Regions from separate parts of the Homo sapiens genome. Here region 2 is linked to region 1. Evidence: chromatin loops called from intact Hi-C (ENCODE). Cell type or tissue: ascending aorta. All regions are shown on one strand. Region 1 overlaps MYLK (myosin light chain kinase). Region 2 overlaps MYLK (myosin light chain kinase).

Evidence for each region. A loop is a pair of places that touch in the nucleus more often than their neighbours do. Peaks named below come from ENCODE experiments on the same cell type or tissue, not always from the same donor. Only the 100,000 strongest peaks of a DNase experiment are listed, where the experiment ranks them.
Region 2: a loop joins it to region 1, with 2.0 times the contacts of the local background. A loop is called at or near these places in 1 of 110 quality-filtered maps.

Annotation. Positions count from the first base shown.
Region 1 is chr3:123,868,350-123,872,349 of GRCh38, forward strand. All of the region lies in intron 2 of MYLK (myosin light chain kinase), which reads right to left. Among named protein-coding and RNA genes, the nearest start is that of MYLK, 14 kb to the right of the region's middle. In ascending aorta, no CTCF peak of the experiment used is centred here; DNase peaks (open chromatin) are centred at 1,060 and 1,842; H3K27ac peaks cover 4,000 bases.
Region 2 is chr3:123,756,647-123,760,646 of GRCh38, forward strand. The region is part of intron 4 of MYLK (myosin light chain kinase); the gene reads right to left. Among named protein-coding and RNA genes, the nearest start is that of MYLK-AS2, 69 kb to the left of the region's middle. In ascending aorta, no CTCF peak of the experiment used is centred here; DNase peaks (open chromatin) are centred at 755 and 1,555; H3K27ac peaks cover 3,563 bases.

The DNA.
Region 1 (4,000 bases):
TCATTATAACAGTGTTACTTATAATAGTGGAATTAAAAACTGAAAACATTAATTGTGGAACAATTAAAATAGAGTATCGTAATAATACCCAACATTTTCTGAGCACTTACTATGTGCCAGGCATTCCCCCAAGCACTTTGCTTGGATTCTCTCATCTAATCCTCACAAAAACTTTACAAGTTTGTTGTATTATCCCTGATTCTTTATAGATAAATAAACTTGTTCAAGGTCATACAGTGAGGAAGTAGCAAGTGAGCACTAATTTATACCCTGTGCTTAGTTTGACTTTATTGTGGCCACCTGATCTTGGACAAATTCCTTTTAACTTCCCTAAACTTTGGGCCATCAACTACAAAGTGGGAACAAGAACAATATCATAAGATTGACAAAGATTAAATGCAAAATGTACAAATAAACTGTAAAACATTATCCAAATGAGAAGTATTTATAGCAAAATAATAACTGAATATTTTATGTGGCAGGCCTAATTGCAGCCTATTTTACATGCCACGTTGAATAGCTGAAATTTTGTCTTTTAGGTAGCAGGGGATTAACATTGTTTTTAACCAGGGGTGTCACAATGAGATCTGTGTTTCAATACTGTTTTCAGGTACAATAATACAAGATTATCTCAGGGTGACAAAATTGGAACTTTATCTAGTTCTTGATCCTTAACAAGTTTTATGAGCTCTCCAGTAAAAGCCTTGGTCTGATTGTCCCAGAAGGCAATGAGGCCTCAGTCTGGGGTGAGCAGGGCGGCCTAGGAGCTGTAGTGCCCTTAACTCACAGACTCTGCAGGAAAGCAGGGTCCTCATCCCCTAACACGTGTGCAAAAGGGTCTTGAACCTTGTCAAGAGGAAAGCAGAAACCTCAGAACACATGAAAAGGTGGTGGTGTTCTGAAGGCAGTTGGAGGTGACTCTCCTCACTCCTCCCACACTGGGTAGTCATAAGGAGGGTTATTATTATCAACAGGTCCAAGAGGCCTTAAATTTTCCCATTAAATCCAAGGCAATTATGCAACTAATTCCTCTAAACCAGGACTGGCACAGCTCCAGGTTCCTATCCCAGTGAACCTGGCTGAACAATGAAAGACAAGAGGCCCAAACAACCTAAGGCATCATCCAGACCTAGGGTGGTCTTGCTCCAGAGCAGAATCAGAGGCTTGGCCCTTGAATCACCCCTCCCCATCTTTCAGCTCTGAAATATTCTAGGCAGGAAAAGGGGACCAGCACACCCTCTCCATATCCCAGTCTGCAAATGGATTCTCCCATGTTTTCAAGTCGTTTTGCACTTCTGTTGTCCACCACTCTGCTCACCTCTGTCAGCCCAGGAGAGAAAGTGAGGGACTTAACATACCCCTCACAACAATTCTGGGAAGTTGTTACATCTCCATTTTATAAGGGAGTGAACTGAAGTTCAGAGTAGTTAAATAATGTGCCCAGATTCACCCATCTAATAAGTTCTTGAGCTGGGATTGAAACCCAGGTCTGTTAGCTCCAGGACCTTCCCATCAACTGCCCACCCAGCCCTCCCAATCAATTAGGAAAATTGGCTAAGATGGACGATGAAATCTACCTGTGCAAAATCCATTTGTAATGCCTTGTCACATGGCTCTATCTAGTCCACACTCCACAGGCATGAAGGTCACTTAGGAGCCAGAAGGGCATGGACCCTCCTGCTCTGCCCCTTCCCACACACAGGCACACTCTTCTATAAAAGGATCTAGAAAGCCATGGTCCTGGAAAGGGGTCAATCAAGCCCTTTTAGAACACCAGCACTGGGCTGGCACCTGGAGGCCTGAATTCCTGAGCCTGCCAGCTATGGTGCCAACCACATCCCCCAGAAAAAGGACAGAGAGTAATTAGAAAGCAATGCCTCACAGACCAAACATGAGTCACATTTCTAAAAGAGTCTCAAAATGAAAGATCAGCCTGGGGCCTGCAGTGACAGCACTTGAGCCCAACTCCTCCACCCAACCTCCGTTTCTTCTAGGCTCCTGGGGGGACCAAAAAGGAAGCTGCAGCAGAGTACCACTGAAGGGCACAGGTGTTTCCACCCAGCCACAAAGGTTCACTAGCCATCTACCATATACCTGACAGGAGATCAGAGATGGCCCTATTGTGGCCCTACCCCTGAGAAGCTCATGGCTCAGTGACAATGCAAGCTGAGAAACAAAGACAGGGCCAGCACAGACCAGATGCTCTAAACCAAGTGGAATTTATCTCAAGAATACAACTTGTCTGGAACAGTTGAAAATCAATCAATGTAATTCACCACATTAGTAGACTAAAGCAGGTAGGTGTAGGCAAACTATGGCCCATGGGCCAAATCCAGCTTGTTGTCTATTTTTGTAAACCAGGTTTACTGAAACACATCCATGCCCATTCATTTACATGTTATCTACAGCTCCTTCCGTGCTCCAATGGCAGAGATGAATACCTGTGACAGAGATGGTATAGCCTGCAAAGTTGAAAATATTTTCTATCTGTATCTGCCTCTTTACAGAAAAAGTCCACCAGCTCCTGGTCTAAACTATTAGGAGAGAACCCTTTCATCCAACAAAACTGCAGGAACTCCAACTCCCTTTCCTCTCCTTTCTACAGACCATATTGGGAGGCAGATGAGCATTAGGGTCCTAGACTGTCAGGGTGGGAAGACCAGGCCACTGCTTCCCATGAAAGAAACAGTCCATGGTGTGACCGTTCGCCTCCTTCCCATTGGTCCCACCCCCAAGCAGAAGCCTCAGGGCTCCCTGCTGGTAAGGCTTTTACTAAAGCTCTCCTAATAAATGCTTAGAGGTAGGAAAACTGGTTCTACACCTCCATGTCCCCTTTCCCAACCCAACTGTCCCAGAAAAGGAGAACCCTAGAAATTATCAGAAAAGAAGAAAGGTCTCAAATCAATGATCTAAGCATTCACTTTAGCAAACTAGAAAAGGAAGAGCAACTGAACCCAAAACAAGCAGAATATATGATAAAGAAAAACCAATGAATCTGGAAACAAAAAACATTGAGAAAACTCAAACCAACAAACACCTGGTTCTTTGAAAGAACCAATAAAATTCACAAACTGCTAGCCAGATTGACCAAGAGCAAAAGAGAAGATACAAACTATAAATATCAGGAATAGAAAATGAGACATTACTACAATTCCTAAAGAAATTAAAAGGATAATAAGTTAATATTATGAACATTTATAAATATTCTGTCTTTTAGATTAAATAGACAAATTATCCCAAAGATACAAACTACCGAAAATCACTCAAGAAGAAACAAATAACCTGGACAGTCCTATATTTATTAAATAATTTAATTTGCTGTTGAAAATCATGCCGCAAAACAACTTCAGGCTCAGGTGTCACTGGCAAATTCTACTAAAACTTTCAGGAATAAATAACAACAGTTTTATGCAAACTCTTCCAGAAAATAGAAGAAGGAACACTTTCCAACTCATAAGGCTACCAATATACCCTGACACCAAAACCAGACAAAGACATCGGATCAATATCCTTCATGAATATAGACACAAAAAACTTCAATGAAATTGAGTAAACCAAATCCAGCAATATATAAAAAGATTAATAATATACCACAAGTGGAGTTTATTCTGGGAATGTAAGGCTGGTTAAACATTTGAAAATCAATTACTGTAATTCCACATATCAATAGACTAAAGCAAGGATCAGCAAACTATGACTGGGAAAACTATGACCAGCAGGCCAAATCCAACCTGCAGCCTGTTTTTGTAAATACAGCTTCCTGGAACACAGCCACATCCATTCACTTATCCATCTATTGTCTGTGGCCGCTTTCATGCTGCAATGGCAGAGCTGAATCACTGAGTAGAGGAGATTTATGAGAGTTGAGTAGAGAGTTGAATAAAGTACCTTATGGCCCACAAAGCCTAAAATATTTGTTATCTGGCTATTATGACCTGTTTTTAACTCCCAGAACACTTCTGACACCCAGCTATGTGGAGTTTTTTTCCTCATACCAACT
Region 2 (4,000 bases), 110 kb before region 1:
CCTTAGTACCCTCTAATCCTCCATATGAGAAAACCAAGTAACCACAGAAGAAATGCTCACAAACATGAATAGACAGCCCTGAGTTTTCACCACAATGAGTTTTGGAAATGGCACCAAAGAGGGTCACTCTAAGGAGAGAATCGCATTCTTGACACAGTAACCACATTTAATTGGAGGTTGTATTCTTGAACAAAAGCCCGGTATCAAATAAATCAAGGGTATAACCAACAACTTGTCATAAAAATAAAGATATAGTCACCATAACCCCTATAATAATTTTAAATAGTAAAACTGTGCTCCAGCTTCATAAAATGTCCTCAAAAACCTTTATGGCCTCAAAAGGCCTTTAAAAGGAATGAGGGCTCATTCTGTGCTTGCTGAAGGTTGAGGAGAAAGCTGAGCTGCAGGCAGGCAGTCGCTTGGCCACTGCATTCTACCTGCCTGTCTCACTTGAGAGGCAGTTTCCAGAACCTGGTGCTGCCTTGAGATTTACTTAATGACTAAAAGCAAAACATCTGTTAGAGCACTAAACATTTTGGTTTTTCTCTAACATATATCAAGGGCTTTCAACTTATCCTCAGTTGCTTAGGACGGGCTACCATAGCCTGTGCTCAGAGCAGGGGCAAATTCTTTGTCCCTATAGGTCCTCCAAGACTCAAAGCAACATATCCATCTTCTCCAAGCTTGGTGAGTAGCAGAAAGGGGGTGATTGTGCTGATTCTGCAGATCTGCCGCATGTCTTTTTTGTCTGGCAGGGCCTGGCGCAATGCACACACTACAAACCCACACAGCTGCAGGGCACAGCTGCGGTGGCCCAACCGCAGATAGGTCACATGAGCAGGAAGAAGGAACTGAGGCTCTGCCCACATCAGGGATGGAGGAAGACCAGGAAGGAGAGAAAGCAGGATTGAGCTGAGGCCAGGGAGAAAACAGACTGCCCAGCAGGACACTGGGGATTGGGAAGATGCACCAAGAAGATATGAGCAGTGAGCTGAAGAATCTTTAGGGCTGGGAACAACAGACCCGAGGGGTTGCCACTGAGTATTTACTTGATTGTTAAGTAACTGAAGGGATGCTGGGAAAGGCTGGGCCTGGAGGAGGGGACATTAAGGAATTCTTCTAGATGGACATCTCCCCTAAGCTGACAAAGCCTCATTCTGCAACACTGTCTATGTATTCATGATTGTTGCCTGCCTGCCTGTAACACATTACTGTGAACTTCTTACCCTGTTACAAGTGTTGTTTCTCCTATGATAAAAGACTAGAAGAGGACTGGTGATTAAAAACTGAAAAATAGTAGGAAATAAAACCAATGGTGCTGAGGGATTAGCTGAAGAAGAATCAATCTTCTTCTGCCCCATCTCCAAGTATAAGCTCACTCAGATAATAAATGGACGTGGTTGCACAAAAAAAAAAAAGAAGGAAAACATTAACACCCCAAACAAATCAGACCACAGAAAATGTCTATAAAACTTACCTCATGGGTATGTTATGAGGGTGAAGAGTGAAGGGTGAGCCAGGGGCATGGCATGACCAAGCTTCAGAGCCTGCGTCTGTGTCAGCAACTGGCACTCAGCCCCATAAGCAGGCAGGCACTTAATTAAGGCTTTGAATAATCCCATTGCCAACAGTCAAAAGCCTTAACTGAACCCACAGAACCCATCAGGAAGAGACCATACCAACTAAAAACAGCAATTAGTGAGAGGCTTAAACTGCTGGATGCTCCCCACCCCCATGTCCAACTTGTAAACCAATGAGGACAAAAGTGCTTCCGTGTAAATAAAACCAGAATGCAGAGAATTGTTCCTCTCAATGGCTCAGCAAATGCCATGTGGGTCTCCAGGGACAGATGCTCAAAGTCTCTTTCTCTGTGATCAGCCACTCTCACTTCCTATGGCATGCTTTCTTTTCCTATGACCCGAGACATAGGAATCCCTGCACCTCGACATCTGCAAGGCTGAGGACTTGTTTCTGTCACTGAAAACACAAGGCAAGTTATAGCTCCGTAGCTGGGGGTTACAATTCAAGCCCTTCTGGACCGCTTAATCAAAAAGATCTATTTCCTTTTATCTAGACCAACCTTATCAACACATGCAACTTTTTGATTCCCTTTTAATGATATAAGCATCTAAAACCCTTTGGAGCAGCCAAACAAAGATACAGATTTTTCTTTCTTTCTTTCTTTCTTTTTTTTCTGAGACACGTTCTCACTCTGTTGCCCAGGCTAGAGTGCAGTGGCACAATCAGCTCATTTTGCAGCCTCGAACTCCTGGGCTCAGGTGATTCTCCTACTTTAACCTCCCAAGTAGCTGGGACTATAGGCATATGCCACTATGCCCAGCTAATTTTTTGTACTTTTGTAGAAATGGGGTCTTTCCATGTTGCCCAGGCTGGTCTTGAACTTCTGGTCTCAAAAGATCTGCCTGCCTTGGCTTCCCAAAGTGCTAGGATCATAAGCATGAGACACTGTGCCTGGCCAAAGACATAGAATTTTAAGTGTGATGGGCAACTTCTCACGTTGATACCTTCCTTGTTCCCCCAAATGCATTGTTTTCATAGCAAAACAGATGTCCTTCTGGTTTAACTCCCAGCCCTTCTGGGATAGTTGTGGGGCTCCAGGCTTTCCAGAACCTCTACACAAAACTTTGGGGTTCTGGCTGTACTCTCACCATGGGTCTCCACGGATACTGTGTCTTCAGCTGGAGGAGCAAGCCCAGGAGATCACTCTTCTGTGGCAGCTCTCCAGTTTCTGCTACCAAATAGAGATGCACTCTCAGACATATTAAGTATTAATGAGAGGCATGTGGCATTGCAGAGGTTTAACAAATTAATGCTGTGGTTTGACGTGGTTTTGATTTGCTAGGCTCTCCTGCCTGCCAGTGTAAGCAGCATTCCTCTCCTTTGGAGGAAGTGCCTCCTCCCTTTCCACCCATTATGTGTTAGACCCGGTGGGGATGCCAATTGGTAAAATGCCTCCTGGCCAAAGCACTTGGTCTCAAACAATAGGCATATGTTCCAAGCCAGCCAATGAGAGATCTTCCCTGCAACTTTATCTTTGAATATTGAGAGACCAAAGCTGTCTCTTTTCACAGAGACCCAAAACTGAGAAGATGTAAGACTTAGCCTATCTGCAGCCGTTCTCTCCCAAGCCCCATTATCTATTTTCTTGCCTCCTCCCAGAAGGAGGAAGCCATCTGGAGAATAAGAGCTGATATATACAGTGAAGAGAAGAAATGGAGACAGAGTTGACAGAGCTGTGGTAGACTCTGGACCCGCTCAGGTATATGAGACAATACATATCTTTTGCTTAACCTAGCTGGAGTTTCTGTCACCTGCAAAAAAAAGTCCCACCTACTTACTTCAGGAAGGTATATGGCCTTTGGAGTCAGACAGATCTATGTGTGGATGTGGGCTGCATCAATCATCAGCTGCCTGACATTGAGCAAGTTACTTATTTGGCTCTGAGTTTACGTAACTGCAAAGTGCAGATGATATCAGAATCTACTTCCATGGAGAAGTATGTATGTATGTATGTATGTATGTATTTATGAGACAGAGTCTTGCTCTTGTTGCCCAGGCTGGAGTGCAATGGTGTGATCTTGGCTCACCGCAACCTCCGCCTCCCGGGTTCAAGTGACTCTCCTGCCTCAGCCTCCCGAGTAGCTGGGATTACAGGCATGCACCACCACGCCCAGCTAATTTTGTATTTTTAGTTAAGCCAGGATTTCTCCATGTTGGTCAGGCTGGTCTTGAACTCCCGACCTAAGGTGATCCATCTGCCTCGGCCTCCCAAAGTGCTGGGATTACAGGCATGAGCCACCACGCCTGGCTGAGAAGTTTATAATTAACTGAGATAGCACATGTACAATACCACATTAATAGATTCTAAAGGTTAGACTTTTCCTCTCTTCTTTTCTTCAAAGTCAACAATTTTTTTTTTATAATGAGGTACCCTAAACTCCATTTCACTCCCAGCTCTGTTAATGGCATGAAACTACTT